Linked DNA regions of Homo sapiens: all the other regions are linked to region 1. A link is a contact called in ENCODE Hi-C or POLR2A ChIA-PET data. All regions are on one chromosome and are shown on one strand. Each heading gives the region's core, a stretch centred on a gene start or an enhancer-like site at or near the end of the contact. The rest is flanking DNA. Distances are from core to core; before and after follow the strand shown. Region 1 overlaps EGF (epidermal growth factor). Region 2 overlaps MCUB (mitochondrial calcium uniporter dominant negative subunit beta). Region 3 has its middle 89 kb from the start of ELOVL6.

What was found. A loop is a pair of places that touch in the nucleus more often than their neighbours do. ChIA-PET counts read pairs that join two places held with the same protein, here RNA polymerase II (POLR2A). Pooled maps may share reads with other maps.
Region 2: a loop to region 1 is called in a pooled map, with 7 times the contacts of the local background. The contact joins two enhancer-like sites. A Hi-C loop is called at or near these places in 10 of 37 single-sample maps with no recorded cell type and 5 of 50 pooled maps. POLR2A ChIA-PET finds 5 or more read pairs at or near these places in 1 of 52 experiments (GM12878).
Region 3: a map with no recorded cell type shows a loop between it and region 1 (10-fold over the local background). The contact joins two enhancer-like sites. A Hi-C loop is called at or near these places in 22 of 37 single-sample maps with no recorded cell type and 11 of 50 pooled maps. POLR2A ChIA-PET finds 5 or more read pairs at or near these places in 6 of 52 experiments (OCI-LY7, activated CD4-positive, alpha-beta T cell, activated T-cell and 1 more).

Annotation. Positions count from the first base shown.
Region 1 is chr4:109,992,939-109,995,464 of GRCh38, reverse strand. It overlaps EGF (epidermal growth factor), which reads right to left. Exons shown (of 24, transcript NM_001963.6): 19 at 2,096-2,218; 20 at 585-732. Among named protein-coding and RNA genes, the nearest start is that of EGF, 81 kb to the right of the region's middle. RefSeq lists an enhancer at 678-967. Within about 2 kb of position 1,265, at least 2 of the 41 ENCODE cell types and tissues checked have a DNase peak (open chromatin) inside an H3K27ac peak, as active enhancers do; they include GM12878, where a contact is called at or near this core.
Region 2 is chr4:109,647,534-109,650,059 of GRCh38, reverse strand. All of the region lies in intron 1 of MCUB (mitochondrial calcium uniporter dominant negative subunit beta), which reads right to left. Among named protein-coding and RNA genes, the nearest start is that of CASP6, 55 kb to the left of the region's middle. Within about 2 kb of position 1,264, at least 4 of the 41 ENCODE cell types and tissues checked have a DNase peak (open chromatin) inside an H3K27ac peak, as active enhancers do; they include GM12878, where a contact is called at or near this core.
Region 3 is chr4:110,286,035-110,288,560 of GRCh38, reverse strand. It overlaps the pseudogene ZBED1P1. Among named protein-coding and RNA genes, the nearest start is that of ELOVL6, 89 kb to the right of the region's middle. RefSeq lists an enhancer at 1,202-1,291. Within about 2 kb of position 1,265, at least 3 of the 41 ENCODE cell types and tissues checked have a DNase peak (open chromatin) inside an H3K27ac peak, as active enhancers do.

The DNA.
Region 1 (2,526 bases), core at 16-2,515:
ACCCTTATGGGGGCAAAAAGGGAGCAAAAAGCAGCAGCTGCAGTATCAGCAATTGTTACTGAACAACAAAATGTAAAAGTCAACTGTTAGGAAGTGAAGAAAAAATATACATATGATTAGTTTTGAAGAAAAATATTTTTGGACTCTGGCAAGAAGTCCAGTGTGAATATGTACCAAACTTTTGTAAATCCAGAAACAGATCACGGATGCTCACACATAATATAAAGCACATTTGATGGAAAAAAAAAGTTTTAAGGAATTATCTCACAAACCTAAGTTTTTCAACCAGGATGAGACATTTAATCCCTAGACTATACTAGTAGTAACATCAAATTATTTCAGTAAAAGGGGAAATCACCAACTCCTTAGATTTATACTTATCACCGGTAACTAGAAGGGGGCATCGTGATACACAAGGAGCATGCAATGAAGTGCACACACGTGGTTCATATGTGTATGTTTATATTTTTCCAAAAGAACACCTAATTGCAGAAAAACATCCTGAGTGTAAATTTTACAAATTAGCTACAAGTTATGGACTGAATAGCATCTCTCTGTGCCATCAGCAAGACAGTTTAACTTACTTGCATGCATACTTGTCCAATGCTTCAATATACATGCACACACCATCATGGAGGCAGTACCCATCGTGGGACAGGGGACATTCAGAGTCACTATTTCTTACGGAATAGTGGTGGTCATCTTCCCTGAGGTGAGGGGGTGGAGTAGAGTCTAAAAGAACCCAAGACATTACTTTTACTTTCTGAATGGATTAGTGTCTTTCAAGTATCAATATGAGGAACTAGTTTCTGTGAATAGTTTGTGACATAAATCTTTTAGTGACAGAAGAACTACTAGAAGGGACAATAGTTTCACTTTCCTAGCTAGACCTTAGTCATTCACTATGAAACCAGCCGTTCTTCCTTTGGGCTCAGTATTATCTGATACATAAAGCATATTGGAGGCAGGTAAAAGAACACCCAGTCCTAAGTCGCCATGTGAATTCAGAGTCACTGATCTCATAAAAACAAACCTGTCACACACAAACATACACTAACCATGTGAAGTGACAGTTAGCTTCAAGGTCTCACTGAACAACTGGTAACTCTATGGTTTAAAACCTACCCATCAATGTGCAGTCCGTTACCTCCAATATCCTGGAGTCTCGAAAATTTTTTCTCACAGTGCTTTCTTCTAAAAACTAACCTTCAGAGGAGCCCTCAAGGACAAGACTGTAGCAACTCTGGCAGGAAGAAAATGTTCCCGTAACAGAGGGCATGCCAAAATATAATAGTAAAGTCTCTTTTATTGAATGGTTCACTGCTCCTTAAAAGGTAAACATGTGCAGCTGACTACATAAATATAAGCAGTTTTTCAGTACCTTTAAGAAGAGCAAATTATTTGAGAAAAATAATATGCTAAAAAAAAAAAAACAGAGACCAAGTAAGCACAGAATTTTTCTTCTTAGGATGTTTTCTGCTTATAGGGCTGACAGGCAAAAAGTGGGCAGTGATGGGAAAGACCCCCATCCTGGTCTCCAGGGTCTAGGTGAAGCCAGCTCCCCTTCTGGGGTGCTGATGGTGAGATGTTACTGCTGTTATGGGAAGAAGATTCAGGAAGCAGGAGTCAACCATTATGAATATTGAGAAAAGAAAGAGAAGAGAGCTGGAGTTCTAATTCAGAACAAGAAATACTGCCTTTTTAAAGTAATATTTTAAAATCCTTGAAAGTGATTTAAAATGCTGAGTCCAGACATTCTCACCGACCTGCCTAGCCCTGCAAAACTTATCCAGCAGCCCCACAAATTGACATTACAAATAGTGAGATTAGTTGCACAGTTGAAGAGAGATACCCATGTTCCCATCTTTATTGGATTGTGAGTAATAAAAAAGGATTTATTCCAGATGCTATTAAATTAAGAAAACTTGGACCATTTCAAATTCTCAAGCCCAGCATCGTCCTAATCAGGAAAGCCAGCTCTGCAGCCTGCCTGAACTGAATGATTTTTAGAATCTCTAATGCAAATAGAGATTAGGGTATAGAATATCCCCGAGCCAAGTCCCTCCCCTTCACTGTAGACCACCCACCAACCTACCAGGGCAAATCAGTCCTGGTTCAGACAGGCGTCCAGCACACATGCAGGTATAGCCTCCCTCTGTATTTGTGCAGCTGGCATTCTCTCCACAGCTGTGCTCCCCCAGTTGGCACTCATCAATATCTGTCAGAAAAGACAGAGTACGGGAGAGAAAAGTGGGGTACAGAAAAAGAGGGTTTTATAGTTGGACAGCCTTTGGAAGAGGAGCTTCATCAGCTTCTGTCATGCTATATGTTCTCAGAGACCTATATATTTTTTTAATATATATTTTTTATTATACTTAAAGTTCTAGGGTTCACATGCACAAGGTGCAGGTTTGTTACATATGTATACATGTGCCATGTTGGTGTGCTGCACCCATTAACTCGTCATTTATTTTAGGTGTATCTCCTAATGCTATCCCTCCCCCCTCCCCCCACCCCACAACAGGC
Region 2 (2,526 bases), core at 15-2,514, 350 kb after region 1:
AGGGGGATATGATAGTTTTGAATAAACAAATGGTATGAACCAAATCTGTTGCTTTTCATTTAATCCAGTTAGCCGGGCTGCTCCTCCATACCACACCTGGGTTCAGATTCCCCAAATCAGGCCCCACTTCTCAAATCTAAGGATTCTCAGGATGAGTCCTTAGATTTAAGAAGTATAATGAGTCCTAGCTGGACGCAGTGGCTCATGCGTGTAATCCGAACACTTTGGGAGGCTGAGGCAGGAAGATTATTTGAGCCCAGGGGTTCAAGACTAGCCTGGGCAACAGGGTGAAACCATATTTCTATTTTAAAAAATCATAATAAATGAGTCCCAGGCAGGAAAAATGAAATTAACTCTGTCCCTGACACAATGTGATGAAACTACAGAACCCCAGAAACAAAAAATTCTTATAATGCCTGAAAAAAAAAGAGATTGCCTACAAAGGAAAGCAATTAAATTTACATAAGGTGAATTAATAGACGGCAGAGGCAAAGGAGTATCTTCAAAGTTCTGAGGGGAAATAACAATCAACCTTGAATTCTATAGTCAGATAACCTACCATTTTGAACAAAACTGAGACTGAGCGACTAAAACATGTTTACTGAAAGCATTTTGCAGGAAAAAGGAAATCAAACACATAAGAAAACAGGATGTAAGAAAACTTACACACCACAGGATGTAAAACTAAATGAAGAGAGAAAAAAAGTGTGTACTTCCAAACCAATAGAGATAAAGGAGTATAAAAAAACATTTAGCCAAATTATGAGAAGATAAGAAAGGAGAAAGAAAATGAGCAAAGGAAAATCAGGATGAACAGAATGCACAGAATAAGGTGGTAGATAGATATCCACATTTGTCTGATATCACAATAAATGTAAACAGATTAAACTCAACAGTTAAAAGGACAGAAGTTGTTGGATTTATAACAACACAGACTGAGGGTTTAACTACTCATAGGCTTTCATTGAAGGCACTACTCAGCTGTAGTGAACAAAATGTAACACGAACAAGGAATAAGAATGCATGAGAAATTCTGAACAAGCAAATTGGTAAAATATATGCATAAAATAAATAAAAACTCCATCATTTTAAATGTTGTTTTCCGTGTCACTTAATATAGCGTACTTTTGTACTCCACAGAAACAAGAAATTCTTGTGTGAGGCAAGAAAAATGGTGCTTTTGGGGTTAGGCTGCTTTGTACTCCTCAGTTACATAGTTGTTTTGCTTTGAAGCTTGTCTTTGGGTTCATTAGTTCTACATCCTGTGGTGCATCATGATCTTTTGTAGAATCTCACACTGAGCGTCAAGCTTTAATGATTTTTTTTTTTTTTTTTGCTTCTCTGTACCAAAAAAAAAAAAAAAAATCAAACTGCTATATAGGAGCTCTCTTTTGATGAACTCTTACTTGCCTCTAGATCTATGTATCTCCCTAACAAAAACTGCATTTTGTAGCACAGACTAGAAAGTTATCTTAATATTTCAGTCTCAGGTACTACATGAATCATCACTGTGAAAATAAATTTTTTCTTCTTCTGGTCTGGACAGCCCAAGACGAGTAGTTAATCCACAAAATGACTGAAACAGAACAGAAACAGAATACGTTTGGCATTTGGCTAATACAGTACAGAAACAGAATACATACATACAATATTTGGCTAGCAGCCAACAATAACTTCCACCTACTGTAATTTCTCACCAGCTCCCTCTCAGCTAGACTGTATTTACATCCCTTCTGAGAACCAGGCATTTAAGTCAGTCATCCCTTTGGAACTGATCTCAACAGGACCACTGAAATTATATTCCTGTATAAATGCATTTTCCTCCTTCTCTCTCTCTTTCCTTCCATTTCGACAGGACATTGGTTTTGAAAGCAGATAACGAAGGACTACAACCCAGAGAAAAGATGTTAGACAATCTTCCTGTCCTACTGTCGTCTGTTAGAAAAAATATTGAAATATTTGGGTATATTGCCTTAAAAATACATTATTTATAATTAATAAACTTTTTCAACATCATTATGTGAATGCAGTTTCTTAAGATCTGTTTGTAATGGAAATACCTAGTACTTTTTCCTCTAGTTCAGATCACTTATGCCTGGAAGCCTTGTTTTACATGGTTTTCAACAGTGTGAAGCTGGTTTTAACAGCTACTATTTCCATCTGCCCAGCACCTCTTCCTTACACTGTCCCAACAGGTGCGGACACACAATTATGTGGGCCAGGTGCAGTTCTACATCCCTTTTACCATAAGGTGGTGGTTCAGCGGCACATTTAAAAGGGTGGGGGCTCCTAACTATTAATACTAGACTGTGGTCGGTTATTATGGGTGTGACCTTAGATTACTTAATCTCCATGTGGTCCCTGCATTTCAGTATTCTAGCAATTAAAATATGGTAAATAAACTGCACATGGATGTTTATAATGGCTTTGTTTATAATTGCCGAAACTTGGAAGCAGCCAATATGTTCTTCTTAGTAGATGAATGAATAAATAAACAATGGTACGTCTAAATAATGGAATATTATT
Region 3 (2,526 bases), core at 16-2,515, 290 kb before region 1:
GCTAATTTTCTGTAAAAACTCCTTTATGAGAAATGATATTCATGTGGAAAGAATATTCTCTTTATACCCTGATGTGTTATTAATTTCACATCTCTGGGATAAAGCCAGATCATCAGAAAGATTTATGCTTAGAATATCCTCTACATCCCCGGCTACTCTTACTGATATAAGCTCTGATATAATGCTTTAGCTTTTGAAAAATCACCTGATCAGAAAATTTGATTAACATTCTCTTATATAAAACAATTTGACTAGGCTGGGCGCGGTGGCTCACGCCTGTAATCACAGCACTTTGGGAGGCCGAGGCAGGTGGATCACTTGAGGTCAGGAGTTCAAGACCAGGCCTGGCATGGTGGCTCATGCCTATAATCCCAGCACTTTGAGAGGCCAAGGCGGGTAGAAAACCTGAGGTCAGGAGTTCAAGACCAGCCTGGCCAACATGGTGAAACCCCGTCTCTACTCAAAATGCAAAAATTAGCCAGGCGTGGTAAGCAGGCACCTGTAATCCCAGCTACTCAGGATATTGAGGCAGGAGAATCGCTTGAACCCTTGAACCTGGGAGGTCGCAGTGAGCCGAAATCACGCCACTGCACTCCAGCCTGGGTGACAGAGCAAGACTTCCTTCTCAAAAAAAAAATAAAAAAAAAAGAATGTTCAGAGAAAGACTTACTGATCCTGAATGCTGGCTCCCCAAATTATCACTATGACAACCTGTCGAAAAGACAAAGCTGAGCTTATATTGATCTTGGGAAGGGAGTACTCCCTCCACAGAATCTTAGAGCATCTCAGAAGAGGGAGAACAAAGTCAGGATATTTACTGGGACTCTAAGTCAGTTTAAGACAGATCTTATCCGATATCAGTGCTTAATTAACACTCTGTAAGGATTATGACTTAATAGTTTAAGATTCGTGGTCACAGCAAAGTGAAGATGTAAAGGCAAGGTTTTCAAAGAGTCTTGGGTTCAAGCAGTCTTGGGGTTTCAACTGTAGTTTTGATATGGCTCCCATGACTGGAGGAACAAATTGATGCTTTTCATGAAGAGTTGATGGCCTTTTGGGACATTGCTGAAATGAATGATAATGTTATTCACAACTTTTATCTTCTTCAGCAAGAGTTTCCTAGAATAGTAAAGCTATGTTGATGAAACCTAGAATAACAAAGGCCTGTAAATATACACAGTAAGCTATGTGGGTGTATACAGTTTCGGTTCTCACTGACAAAACGAAATTTGAGCTCATTCTCAAAGGAGTGAGGGAATGAGTCATGCCAACATTTGAAAGCAGAGTTCCAAGCCAGGCCCAAGTCCAACTTTTGCAGGGCCTGTGGCAAGGTTATAGATGAATGCCTACTATATGCCCAAATATTTAAGTGTTGGAAATCAAGTTAGCAAACCTTTTTTTCTTAGAGATGGGGTCTCACTATGTTGACCAGGCTGGTCTCGAACTCCTGGCCTCAAAGAATCCTCCCATCTCAGCCTCACAAATGCTGGGATTACAGGCATGAGCCACTGTGCCTGGCCTAGTAAACTCTTAAATAAAATGTTAGCCAGGTGGGGTGGCATGCGCCTCTAGTGCCCCCTACTCCAGAAGCTAAGGCAGGAGGATCCCTTGGGCCCAGAAGTTCGAGGCTACAGTAAGCTATGTTCGTTCCACTGCACTCCAGCCAGGATGACAGAGCAAAACTCCGACTCTAAAACAAAGCAAAACAAAACAAAACAAAACAAAATGCCCAATCAACACCCTCCAATAAAACAAAATAAACTGGTTACTTTAAAAATAAATAAATAAATAAAATGTTTTAGGTGCCTACCTTGATAAATATAACTTTATAGTGACTAAGTAAAAAAACATGTAAAGTTATGCTTTTTATGTGCCTGAAAAACATCAAAGACAACTAATATATTCACACGTGTGTATATCTGAGTATTCTATTGATGTGTAGTTGAATAATAAAATAAGGACACATACACCATATAAATCATTTTATAGTATACTTATTTCATAAAATTTTATTTCTTTGCCTTCATTTGAGGAAAATCATGAATTCAATTGTTATAATAAAGATTTTCACATATTTTGTTTTTATATTGACAACAGTGATCTAAAGATACACTGTCCTATACGGTACACACTGAGCATTTGAAGTGTGAGGCCTGTCCAAACTGAGATGTATTATGAGTGTAAAATACATACTTATTCCAAGGCTTAATATTTTTAAAAAAGTAAACTATCTCATTAATAATTTTATACTGAATACATATTTAAATGGTAATGATTTTAATATACTAGTAAATAGAATATATTATTAAAATTAATTTTACTTTTTTTACTTCTTTCATGTGACTATTAGAACATTTAGAATTACAATGTGGCTCACGTTTGTGACTCATGTTATATTTCTTTTTTTTCAGCTTTATTGAGGTATAATTGACAAAGAAAAATTATATCTATTTAACGTGTTCAACTTGTTGATTTGATGTACATATACTTTGTGTAATAATTACCAAAATCAAATTAATTAACACA